Regions from separate parts of the Homo sapiens genome. Here region 2 is linked to region 1. A link is a contact called in ENCODE Hi-C or POLR2A ChIA-PET data. All regions are on one chromosome and are shown on one strand. The core of a region is the stretch at or near the end of the contact, and the rest is flanking DNA. Distances in the headings are between cores, read along the strand shown.

The links. Hi-C counts contacts between places; a loop is a spot of excess contacts on that map. ChIA-PET counts read pairs that join two places held with the same protein, here RNA polymerase II (POLR2A). Pooled maps may share reads with other maps.
Region 2: a loop to region 1 is called in a pooled map, with 5 times the contacts of the local background. The contact joins the promoter of SNW1 here to the promoter of IRF2BPL in region 1. A Hi-C loop is called at or near these places in 3 of 50 pooled maps. POLR2A ChIA-PET finds 5 or more read pairs at or near these places in 2 of 52 experiments (activated B cell and activated T-cell).

Annotation. Positions count from the first base shown.
Region 1 is chr14:77,027,458-77,032,436 of GRCh38, forward strand. IRF2BPL (interferon regulatory factor 2 binding protein like) reads right to left here and starts at 1,251. Exons shown (of 1, transcript NM_024496.4): 1 at 1-1,251. The coding sequence starts at 335. LOC107984638 (a long non-coding RNA gene) reads left to right here and starts at 11. Exons shown (of 4, transcript NR_190002.1): 1 at 11-354; 2 at 1,831-2,023; 3 at 2,204-2,279; 4 at 2,370-4,115. It overlaps LOC105370579 (a long non-coding RNA gene), which reads right to left. Exons shown (of 2, transcript NR_169510.1): 2 at 4,102-4,979. RefSeq lists silencers at 381-880, 1,001-1,210, 1,411-1,540 and an enhancer at 2,304-2,824.
Region 2 is chr14:77,758,474-77,765,373 of GRCh38, forward strand. It overlaps SNW1 (SNW domain containing 1), which reads right to left and starts at 2,683. Exons shown (of 14, transcript NM_012245.3): 1 at 2,641-2,683. The coding sequence starts at 2,654. It overlaps SLIRP-OT1 (SLIRP overlapping transcript 1), which reads left to right and starts at 2,295. Exons shown (of 2, transcript NR_161324.1): 1 at 2,295-2,643. RefSeq lists enhancers at 1,873-2,647, 2,555-2,874, 3,422-4,196.

The DNA of each region.
Region 1 (4,979 bases), core at 1-2,500:
TGCTGCTGCTGCTGTTGCTGTTGCTGTTGCGCGGCGGCGGCGGCGGCCGCCGCTGCTGCCGCCGCCGCCGCCGCTTCCTTAGCCGACAGGGCCACTGTCTTGACCCCGACGGGCGGCGGCGGCCCGGGGGAGCGGCCGTCCTGGAAGCAGCCGTGCGCCCGCTTCAGCTGGCGCGCTGTCTCGATCACGAATTCGATGCGATCAGCGCCCTCGTAGTTGACGCAACCGCGGCATACGGGTTCCGAGAAGTCCCAGATCATGGCCCAGGGCATGCGGGGCAGGTCGCACAGGTAGCAAGATTGTCTCCGGGACGAGGACACCTGCGCCGCCGACATGATGCCTGCCCTGGGGAAGGTAGGCCCCCGCCCGGGCTGTCTCCGCGGCGCCTTCTCCTCCGGGAGGACTGGCCGGCTGGGGAGGGAGTCCGACTGCGGGGGAGGGAGGAGGGGGGGCGAGAAAGTTCTGCCCCAGGGGCTGGAGGGAACGCGAGTCTCCACCGCCGGCGCAGCGCCTCGCCGTGGGGGCTCCACCGCCCGGGCAGCGGACGGGTTCAGCCCTCTCTTCGCCCCCACCTCCTACTGCGGTTGACTCGTCGCGAGGGGAGCTCAGGCGCCTTCTTCCTGGTGCTGCAGACTTGGGCTGGAAGCTCCCGGCCCGAGGGGAGGGGGCGAGGGTGCCCGGTGGTGGCCGCCGTTGCCTCTTGGCCCCCTCCCCGGAGTGGCTGGTGCGTGGAAGCTCGAAAGGGGCTGTCTCTTCCTCTCCCCGGGGACCCCCCTACGAGCTGCGTCCTCTCCCCGACGGGCCCCCTGGGGCGAGGGCCAGAGGGTTCAGTGCCACCCGGTGCCCGGGTCCAATCTTGCTGAAGCCGCTGCTTCCCCGGAGGACCGGGGGAGGGGGTGGCAGCCGAGAAAGGACCTTCTCCCCTCCGCAGCGTCGGCCGTTCTGCTGGCGGCGACTGGGTTTGCACCCCGGAGGGAGCCGCCGCGGCCACTGCTTCCAGGACGCACGAGAGCAGAGGAGAGGAGTGCACGCACGCAGGCTCCCGCCGCCCCCAGGCCTGGCCGGCGCCCGGGCCGCCGCGGCTGGCGGCGCTCACGTTGGCTGCAGGGCGCTCGCGCGGCGCCTCGGCCCGGGTCGCATCCCTTCCCGCTCGTGCTCACGCTCGCCCGGAATGTGGGGTTGTGATTGTTACTCTACGTTCCGGAGGCGCGTCTCGGCGCTCCTGCTCCGGCTGCGGCTCGCGCTGTCCCCGGCTTGGCCGCGCGGGATGCCGCCCGGGCGGAGCGCTGACGTCACCGCCATGCTCTGCACCAGTTCTTCCCCCTCCCCTTTACACTTCCTCTGTGGAGCCCACTTGTTGCTCAGGCAAGGCGCATGCGCGGCAGGACGCCCAGATTCCTCCCAGCCGGCCCCTCCTCCGCGCCTCCGCCCTCCCCTCCCCCCTCGCCGTGTGTGTACAACAGCTGAGGCCCGGCGAGCTAATGCTGGAAGTCCAGAGCTGGGGGTGGAAATTAAACAGACGATGACCTTTCCTTTCCCTGCCGGGCATTCCCAAGTAAAAACGCATTTAAGAACCACTAGCGTCGTTTCCGATCCCTGCTCCCCACCCCACCCCCAAGCCTCGGCAGTGAATTTAAATGTCCTGTTTCAGGATTTTTCGCCGTGAATTTCGTATAAGGTATTAACCATTTCATCTGCGGTTGAACCTTATCCCCCCCGGCATGGATGTTAAATTCATCGCCACCACTGATGCCGAAGCACCTGCAAAATTAGCTGTTTTCCAATCTTCCAGAAATTGTCTTTTCTATTTGTTTTTGTGCCCTGATCTAGGAACCCGGGCTTCAACGATAGAGCTAAATGAATTCAGAGTGCGCTACCCTTCCCCCCAGCCGCACTTTAAAAATTTTGGCTGAACGTCTGAAGAAGATACGAGCACCCCGAGGCCTTTAAGGAAAACAGGCAACTGGCTGCGCACAGCTGCAGTTCAGGGCAGGGAGGGGGAGGGGCCGGAGAGGCCAAACAGGTGAGTGTTTTTTCTAGAGTTTGATTTTTAAAAGGTGGAGGCAGCATTTAATAATACTGATACATTTTTGTAAAGCACAGCCGCAGTTTTCAAAGTTCTTTCTCAGGCGCTGTGATCTCACTCCATGTTGCCCCAGAAGGCGGAACAAGGCCGTGATTTTTTTTTTTTTTTTTTTTTAAGACGGAGTCTTGCTCTGTCGCCCAGGCTGGAGTGCAAAATGGCGCGATCTCGGCTCACTGCAACCTCTGCCTCGCAGGTTCAAGCGATTCTTCCGCCTCAGCCTCCCAAGTAGCTGTGATTACCGGCACCCGCCATCAGGCCCAGCTAATTTTTTGTATTTTTGTAGAGACATGGTTTCACCATGTTAGCCAGCTGGTCTTGAACTCCTGACCTCAGGTGATCCTCCCGCCTCGGCCTTCCAAAGTGCTGGGATTACAAGCATGAACCACCACGCCCGGCCAAGGCCGTGATTTCTTCTGCCTTACAAGATCACTGCTCATCAGTATTGCTTATGGCACGATGGATATGTTGGTCATAGCTCTAGTTGGGGCATTTCTATTGATTATTCTAATTATTGGGTTTGCTTTTTTTTTTTTTTTTATTTCATGAAAACTGAGATAATCCCAGGGAAGGCTGGAGAAGGGAAAGCAATATAATGGGATTTCGGATTCTGAAGTGTGGCCCACCAGATTGAAATTTCCTCTCCATCACTAACTGGCTCTCCACCCTTAAGCTAGTTACCCACAAAATCTCTCTTTTCCATGGAAAAGAGAATGGAATGATAGCTCCCAGGTTGTTAGGGTTGTTTGAGATTTCAACTTCGGTTTTTTGTTTTTTTGAGATAGGATCTTGTTCTGTTGCCCAGGCTGGAGTGCAGTGGCACACTCGCGGCTGGCAGCAGCCTGACCTCCCAGGCTCAAGTAATCCTCCCACCTCAGCCTCCCTAGTAGCTGGGACTACAGGCATGTGCCATTACACCTGGCCAATTTTTTTGTATTTTTGGAAAGGGATGGGGTTTTGCCGTGTTGCCCAGGCTGGTCTCAAACTCCTGGGCCCAAGTGATGCACCCACCTTGGCCTCCCAAAGTGTTGGGATTACAGGCATGAGCCACCTCACCCGGCCTCAATTTGTTTCTTGTCATAAGAAGAGATAACGCTTACTTAGACTTGCCGTGGGACCTTAGTAAACTAGGTGGCTTTACTTGCATCACCCTTAATATTATCTACATTATTAAGGGGATATTATCTATAGTATTTTGTTGTTGTTTTGAGACAGAGTCCACTCTGTCACCCAGGCTGGAGTACAGTGACGCAATCTCAGCTCACTGCAACCTCCACCTCCCAGGTTCAAGCAATTCTCCTGCCTCAGTCTCCCAAGTACCTGGGGATACAGGCGCCCGCCACCACACCCAGCTCATTTTTGTATTTTTAGTAGAGACGGACTTTCACCATGTTGGCCAGGCTGGTCTCGAACTCCTGACCTCAGGTGATCCTCCCGCCTCAGCCTCCCAAAGTGCTGGGATTACAGGCATGACCCACCGTGACCGGCCTATTACAGTATTAAACCCTTAATATTATCTACAGGGTAGATTCTTTTACCTCCATTTTACAAACCAGGAAAGTAAAGAGGCTATATAACTTGCCTACAGCCATTAGTGATGGGGCTGGGATTTGAATCCAGTAAATCTGATTTGAGGTGTCTTTGACAAGCTCAGGCTTGCAGAGGTGGTTTGGGGTGCTCAAAATTCCCATCAGCCCCAGTTGATTTGGTGTTACATACAATCTTACGTAAGTACTATGCCAATACACCTTCATAACCAACCCCCAGCCTCCCCTTCCAAGCGCATTTGTACCACTGAGTTCTATATACAGAAGTTGTAGATCTGTCACTACCAGACTGTAACTTAAATACACCATACAGAATGGAGAGCAGTGTTGGACTCACAGTTAGTGTTAGTTATTATTAGTATTGATACTAGTGTTGGTACTATTGCTGGTTGACATGTGACAGTACTTAGTAAACTGCATAAATTGTGAGGATCACTATTATCACTCTTATTACTAGTAATTGCAATAAAGTTCAGTGGAAGCAACAAGAGATACTTACTTTTATTTTGACACTTGACTTCCAGAGCCTGTTCCCCTATCCAACCCTCCCCAGAGCCCCAATCTCCCACTCATTCTGGGGCCCCTGAGTGCAAAGGAAAGGCGAGTTTTTAAGGACAGAAGAGGAGGAGGAGCCCTAGGGAGCCCCTCTTTCATCTCAAAGCAGCCAGATTTCTGTTTTTGCAAAACAGTGAGCTCACTGTGCACTCTAGAGCAATAATAAACTTTCTCTGGCCTGCTGGCACTTTGCAGTGATTCCTCTGCAAAGAGTTGCTTGGGGAGCATTGCCTCACTCTCCCAGACTTCAGCCCTCCCCACACTACCGCTACCCTGGAGTGAGTCAAAACATAGGGGTGGGAAATGGTTTGACATCCCCGCCAGCCTGGGGCTCCTTAGCTTTGGCTCGGTTGGGTGACCCATTTCTTTACATTAATATTTATTCAGCCCTTCCCTTTATTAAACCAAAAATATTAGGGAAATAGCAACTTAGCCACAACCCTCCAGCCAGGCTGCTAGAGAAAGCAAGTTGGATTCTATGTCATGGTGTTATGTTTGGTATGCACACACATATGTCTCCATCTCCCTGTCTGTCTCTGTCTTCACTGTTACTAAAGGAGATATATATACACACATACATGCTGGGGTGCCTTCAGACACACTGAGTTAGAAATCAACGTGTATTTAAACAGACTTCCATTACAGACTCATAATCCTTTCATTTATAAAACACAGCTGTCTCCAAACCGCCCCCCCCCCCCCAACCAAAAAAAAGAATCAACATCATTTGTGGTATCTCTTGTTGCCTGAGATGGCCGTTTGGGGATGTGTGAGAGACGGTGAGAGGCTAGAAC
Region 2 (6,900 bases), core at 1,433-3,932, 730 kb after region 1:
ATCTCAGCACTCTTGTCTCTGCTCAGTTACCTCTCTCTAGAGCTGTTTTCTGACCACCTTACCCAAAATAGCCACTTCACCCCAAACTCTGAGTCACTCTCTAACCCGGTCTTTATTTTATTCCTAGCATGTATTACGTGAAATTGCATTATGATTTTACTCACTCTGTCCCATTAGAATGTAAGCTAATTAGAATTCTGTCCCACTAGAATTCCAATTCTGTCCCATTAGAGTGTAAGCTCCATGTGGATAGAGTATAAAATTAAAACAAACTCAGTTTCTCCTATTATTTCACTCAACAATCAACAACACACAACACTTCTGATACCAGATGTGTGATGGTTTTTCCCCACATATCAAGCAAGCTATCAACTGTGTCTACTGGACACCAGTCAAGTGTCCTCTAATTCAATTCAATTTTGATGTTATCTACCTGGAGATACTGTCAGATGTTACAGGTTGAAGGCTCAGTCCCACAAGACTGCCCTTACTTCAGATGCCAACAGTAGGTCCAAGGCCACTGGCCAACTAACTACAAACCAGGGTTCCCATGACCTCATCTTCAGGTTCAACTAATTTGCTAGGGCAGCTCACAGAACTCAGGGAAATGTGTTTACTGATTTAAAGGATATTACAAAGAATACTGAGGAACACCAGATGGTAGGTATGGAAAGCTCTGGAGTCCTCAAGACTGGCCATTTAAAGATCGCATTCTGCCACTGCAATTTTAAGCACGCAATACCCATGACAGGCCAGATGATGTGGTGGCTCACGCCAGTAATGCCAGCACTGTGGGAGGCTGAGATGGGTAGATCAGATCAGTTAAGCCCAGTTCAAGACCAGGCTGGGCAACATGGCAAAACCCCATCTCTACTAAAAAAAACAAAAATTAACTGGGCATCATGGCAAGCGTCTAGAGTCCCAGCTACTCTAGGGCGCTGAGGCAGGAGGATCACCTGAGCCTTGGGAGGTTGAGGCTGCAGTGGGCTGTGATTGGGCCACTGCACTCCAGCCTGGGCAAGAGTGAGACCCTATATCAAAAAATAAAATAAATAAAAAATACCCATGACATCTCTAGAAATTTTTCCTGTGTGTCCATTTCAAATTCCACCTTTTCCACAAAGTCTCCCCTCATAACTTTACTAGTCTATGACACAGTGTCTCACACCTGGGGAGCACTCAAATGTTTGCTGCCTGTAACATTTACTAAACAAACTCTTGGCTGGGCATGGTAGCTCATGCCTGCAATCCCAGCACTTTGGGAGGCCTAGGTGAGAAGATTGATGGAGGCCAAGAGTTGGAGACCACTCTGGCCAACGCAGTAACACCCTATTTCTAGTTTTTTTTTAAAAAAATTTCAGATGCCGGGCATGGTGGCTCATGCCTGTAATCCTAGCACTTTCGGAGGCCGAGACAGGAGGACTGCTTGAGGCCAAGAATTCAAGACCAACCTGGCCAACACAGCGAGACCGCATCTCAAAAAATAAAGTTAAAAAAAAAAGCAAAAAAATTTTAGAAACGAGGGTGGGGAGAAAACTCTCCAGCCCACATAACTTATTCCATTCAATTCTTTTTGCACTAAGGTTAGTATTACACAAATGCACATTTTGTGTTCTGTAATTGTTTTATGTCTGTATACCTTGCACCCCTATCTTCCCTGTTGCCAAAGACAGATTTTCTTCTGTGTACACAACCCCCAGGACAGAGCAAGGCACCAACAGTAATTCCCAAAATAATTTTTTGATTAAAACTTTTGGAGTCATACTGTCATCAGCCAGAAAAAAAAACATGCGTGAGGAGAATGAAGGGTGTTAAAAGAGCTCAAGCTGATGTCCTGAAAGGATTACTTTATCTATAACCTTCCTGAACACTAGCCTTTTCCTGTTGAGTTCGCATGGAAAGTTTTTCCACTTAAAATGGGGCAGCAAGGCTGGGAACTAGTAGGAGTAGCGTAACTTCTCGGACTCTCCCACTGAAAAGCATCTTTTTCTTAAAGGCGGAGAGCACTTTACAGACGGTTACTAAGGTAACCGGAAACAGCAAAACTGAGGTGGTTCTATCTACGGAAGAAATTCTAAGCTCCAAAGTTAAAATGCGGAGCAGTGGCGCATATCAGCAGACGGCGGTCACTACTGTGGCTCATTTAAATCTGTGTTCAGCTCCGGGCCTCTTTTTTCAGGAATCCTTGTTTCGGGACACCCAGTGGACAGCGAAAGGAGAGAGACCACCACAGGCAAACGGCCGGAAAGCCGCGCAGTCGCAGCCCGCGCGCTTCACTCCGCCCAAATAAGCCACTACCGTCACCAACCCCATCTCGTTCGCCCGAGCCGCGGACCTGAGGGAGCGCTGTCCGCTCCCCGCAAGATGCTCACGCGAAAAACCCACTCTTCAGTGTCTGAGACCACTCCGCAGCTTTCGGCCTCGGTGAGCGGGTGAACTAAACCCGGGAAACCGCTGAAAGACCCCAGCTTCGACTAGGCCTAGTCGTAGCGGCGGCCAGCGGGAGGGCGTAGCCGTAGTCTTGGCCCACGTCATTCTGTGCCCCGGGTCAGGTCACCGCCCGGAGGGTATGGGAAGAGAAATGAAGAAGACTGGTACTCCCAGACCCTTCCGTATCGAGGACCCCAATCAACAACCCACCTGGTGAGCGCCATCTTCTTCCGCTTCTTCCAGCGCGAGCGACAGCACCGCTGGGCGGGTCTTTCCAGATGATGAGGAGCGGAAAGGAAGGAGTGCGCGATGCGCAGGCGCTCTGGCCGAAAAGGCCTTCTGGGATTTGTAGTTCTTTGAACAGGAGTACCGTTTGTATTCTGACCAGACCAAGCGGTTATCAAGGAATAATCTCTTCAGCTAGCAACAAATGCATAACTCGATCGCTTATATGCGACATGATAGGGCGTTCCCTAGGCAAAATATCAAAGATACAGGGAGATGCCTTTTAGGCCGCTTTATTACGTTCCTTACTCAGTCCCGTTCCCCGAGAAGGGGTACAAAATACAAAAGCTTCCCGGGGACAGCTACTTTAAGTAAGAGTGATAGGGCGTTTAAAACGACAGGTAATAATGAGACTAGCTAATGGAGAGTCCTTGGACTCTCTGAAAACATTCACACTCAAAACTTTTCTTTAAACCATATCCTCTCACCCGCCAAAACACTCTCTTGGGGAGATATTTCGTAATCCTTGGTAATTTACCGAGTGTCTGGGTTCTCTGCCCAGGGTATGACAAGGCTGAAATCTCATAGGAGGCTCTGGAGAAAAATCCATCTCCTAACTCATTCTTGTTGGCAAAAATCAGTTCCTGGCGGTTGTGGGATCGAGTTCCCTGTTTTGTTTTGTGCTGTTAGTGGTGGCCACCCTCAGCTCCTAGGGGTCACTCTCGAGTCCTTCCCACATGAGCCCTATTTATTGGTAGTTCACAACATGGATATTTGCTTTCTGAGGCACATCTTTCTGACTCCTCTTCTGCCACTGTTGGAGAAAAATGCCCTGCTTTTAAAGGGCTCATGTGATTAGATCAGGAGCACCTGGATAATCTCCCTATTTTAAGATCAACTCTTGGCCGGGCGCAGTAGCTCACACTTGTAATCCTAGCACTTTGGGAGGTCGGGGCGGGCGGATTGCCTGAGCTCAGGAGTTCGACAAAGCCTGGGCAACATGGTGAAACCCTGTCTCTACTAAAAATACAAAAATTAGCTGGGCGTTGTGGCGCGCTCCTGTAGTCCTAGCTACTGGGGAGGCTGAGGCAGGAGAATCGTGTGAATCAGGAGACGGAGGTTGCAGTGAGCCAAGATCACGCCACTGCACTCCAGCCTGGCGACAGAGTGAGACTGCGTCTCAAAAAATAAAAATAAATAAATAAATAAATAAATAAATAATATAAAAGAATAGCTGGGTGTGGTGATGTGCTCTTGTTTTCTCAGCTACTTGGGAGGCTGAGGTACAAGAATCGCTTGAACCCAGGAGGTGGAGGTTGCAGTGAGCCGAGATTGCACCATTGCACTCCAGCGTGGGTGACAAAGTAAAATTCTGTCTCAAAAAAAAAAAAAAAATCAACTCTGCCACACCGCATAACAGAATCAGAATCTTCATAGTCATGGCCCCAGGGGTTATGTAGGTCAGGTACTGTGGGGGTTGGGTGAGGAGGAGATCTTGGGGGATATCCTAGAATTCTGCCTGCCACAGCATGTAAACCAAAAAAACAAAAAGAAAAAATCTTTTGGTAAATACAGGATTGTTAATCACATTGTGTAATATAACCTGCATGGCCTGGGAGCCCGAAGATTAGAGTTTAAGATGTAGCTTTGGCTGGGTGTGGTGGCTTGTGCCTTTAATCCCAGCACTTTGGGAGGCTGAGGCGGGCAGATCACCTGAGGTCGGGAGTTTGAGACCAGCCTGACCAACATGGAGAAACTGCGTCTCTACTGAAAATACAAAATTAGCCGGGCGTGGTGGTGCTTGCCTGTAATCCCAGCTACTCGGGAGGCCGAGGCAGGAGAATCGCTTGAACTCGGGAGGCGGAAGTTGTGGTGAGCCGAGATCGTGCGTCGTTGCACTCTAGCCTGAGCAACAAGAGTGAAACTGTCTCAGAAAAAAAAAAAAAAAAAAAAAAGATGTAGCTTCAGCACCAATAAATTCTTATAGGGCAAGTCATTTAATTTATTTGGGCCCCAGTTTTATTGAACTTAAAATGCTGATCATGTTATCTGCTTTACCTATATTTATATAAATGTAAAATAATTATATACAATACAGCAGAGTATGAGCCTTAAATGAGGTAATGTAGGTGGATATGTTTTTACTTAACTCTTAAGTACTATGTAAATATGTTAGTTATTACAGTTAATATTTTGGTTGACAGTGATCTACTTCAACCTCTGCTCCAGGAATGTATTATTTCTAAAAGGAGAAAAACAGAGAAGCAAATTATAGAACGTCCTGGAAGCCAAGATCAAGGAGCTTAGATTTAGTTCAGCAGGTGATTTGCAGCTGAAGGAGGACTTAAGTAGAGGGCCTGGGTCAAAGGAACAGGCAAGAAAGACAATTCTTAAGGCAGAATGGGTTTCTATGGCAATGAGAGACAAAGGAGGCTACTGAGGACAAGGTTAAAATAATTAACATGGGAAATCAGTAAGACATAGACCAAGACCTGGGATGCAGGATTGAAAGAACAGGGTGGAGAAGAGCTTTTGCAATCCACTCTCATTTTCCACAGAGGCACATCATGCAAGGCATTTCCACCAGTCATAGTCCCTCGCTGTTTTGGGGGTGTGTAAAGAATAGAAACTGACTTTAATAGCAATCCTATCAAAACAATTAAGAAAGCAAATCTACTGCAAACGTGATACAATATTATACCCAAAGGCCTAGTGCTTTCTTTGGTTTTGTTGGGGAGGGGGTTTGGTGTTAAGCTATGCTGAATCTTCAGTGCCTATCCATCCCTCATTATCATAGGTAATTAGCAGCTGCCTGCTCATGTAGAGAGCCCAGTGCATGCTGGAATCAGTAATGCGCCAGGTTGCAAGAAGCAATCAATTCACTCCAGTCTTAGAATTCTGGATAGAGAGTAGAATTGTTCTCAGAGAACCTAGGGCCTAATTTGATTCCTAAGTAGGTGTGGCTATGTAGCCACAAGTAATATAGCTTGTGAGGTGGTAGGGAGGACAAGTTAAGCACATATTCTGGAGTCAGCTTTCCTGCCTTCTGATCCCAGCTCCCTAATTTATGAGCTGTAGATTCTGGATAAGTCACTTCTCTCTGTCTCAGTTTTCTCACTGGCCAATAAAAAGGGTGAGGGGCGTGGAATCAGTATAACTTATCCTCAATAAAGCTATTGGGAGGATTAAATGAGTTAATCATGTGAAGTGCTTAGAAAAATGCCCAGCATAGAGTAAGCGCTCAAAAATTAATTATGCTTTCTGGCTTTAATGAATTGGCCTTAATTTATTAAGGTTCAGGTTTTGCATCTGCAAAGTGAGGCAGTTGAACTCAATTTTATTTCTGGGGTACCTTCCCACTAACATTTTCTACTATAGGATGTTTTTTTAAATTTACTTCAATGCCAGTATTTTATGCTCTGATGCCATTATGCTTTAGTTATTATGGCTATATTATTATAATCATTCTCTGATAAAAAGTAGAGCTGCTCCACCACACCGTTCTTACTTTTTGGATGTGTTTTACGTGCCCTCTCAATGTTTAAAATTTTTTTTTAATTAAAATATTGGTTTGCATTAAAGCATAGTTAAAAAGGCTAGAGCCAATGATTACTTAGGAACTGCGAAAGAAATAACGTATCTTTACGATGGAGAGATTTGGCTGTCATCACTTTTGCTTCACTAACAGTGGAACAATCTGACACTAGGTGCTTTTAATAGGAAGTTCCCCAGTTTTCTTTCTTTCTTTCTTTCTTTCTTTCTTTCTTTCTTTTTTTTTTAGACCGAGTCTTCCTCCGTTGCCCAGGGTGGAGTGCAGTGGTGCGATTTCGGCTTACTGCAACCTCTGCCTCCCTAGTTCAAGCGATTCTCCTGCCTCAGCCTCCCGAGTAGCTGGGATTACAGGCATGAGCAAGCACGCCTGGCTAATTTTTGCATTTTTAGTAGAGATGGGGTTTCACCATGTTGGCCAGGCTAGTCTTGAACTCCTGGCCTCAAGTGATCCACCCACCTTGGCATCCCAAAGTGCTGGGATTACGGGTATGAGCCACTGCACCTGGCCGGAAGTTCACCAATTTTCTGATCAAACCAGACCTAATGTCCAGTTCACAAGAAATTCAGGGGATAGAGTAACAAGTTTAAAAGCATGAGGAAACAATCAGTAAAATCCAGAATGTGAGACATTCTACAAGACAACTGACTGAGACTCTACAAAATGTCAATGTCATGGAATGGATGTGAATAGAA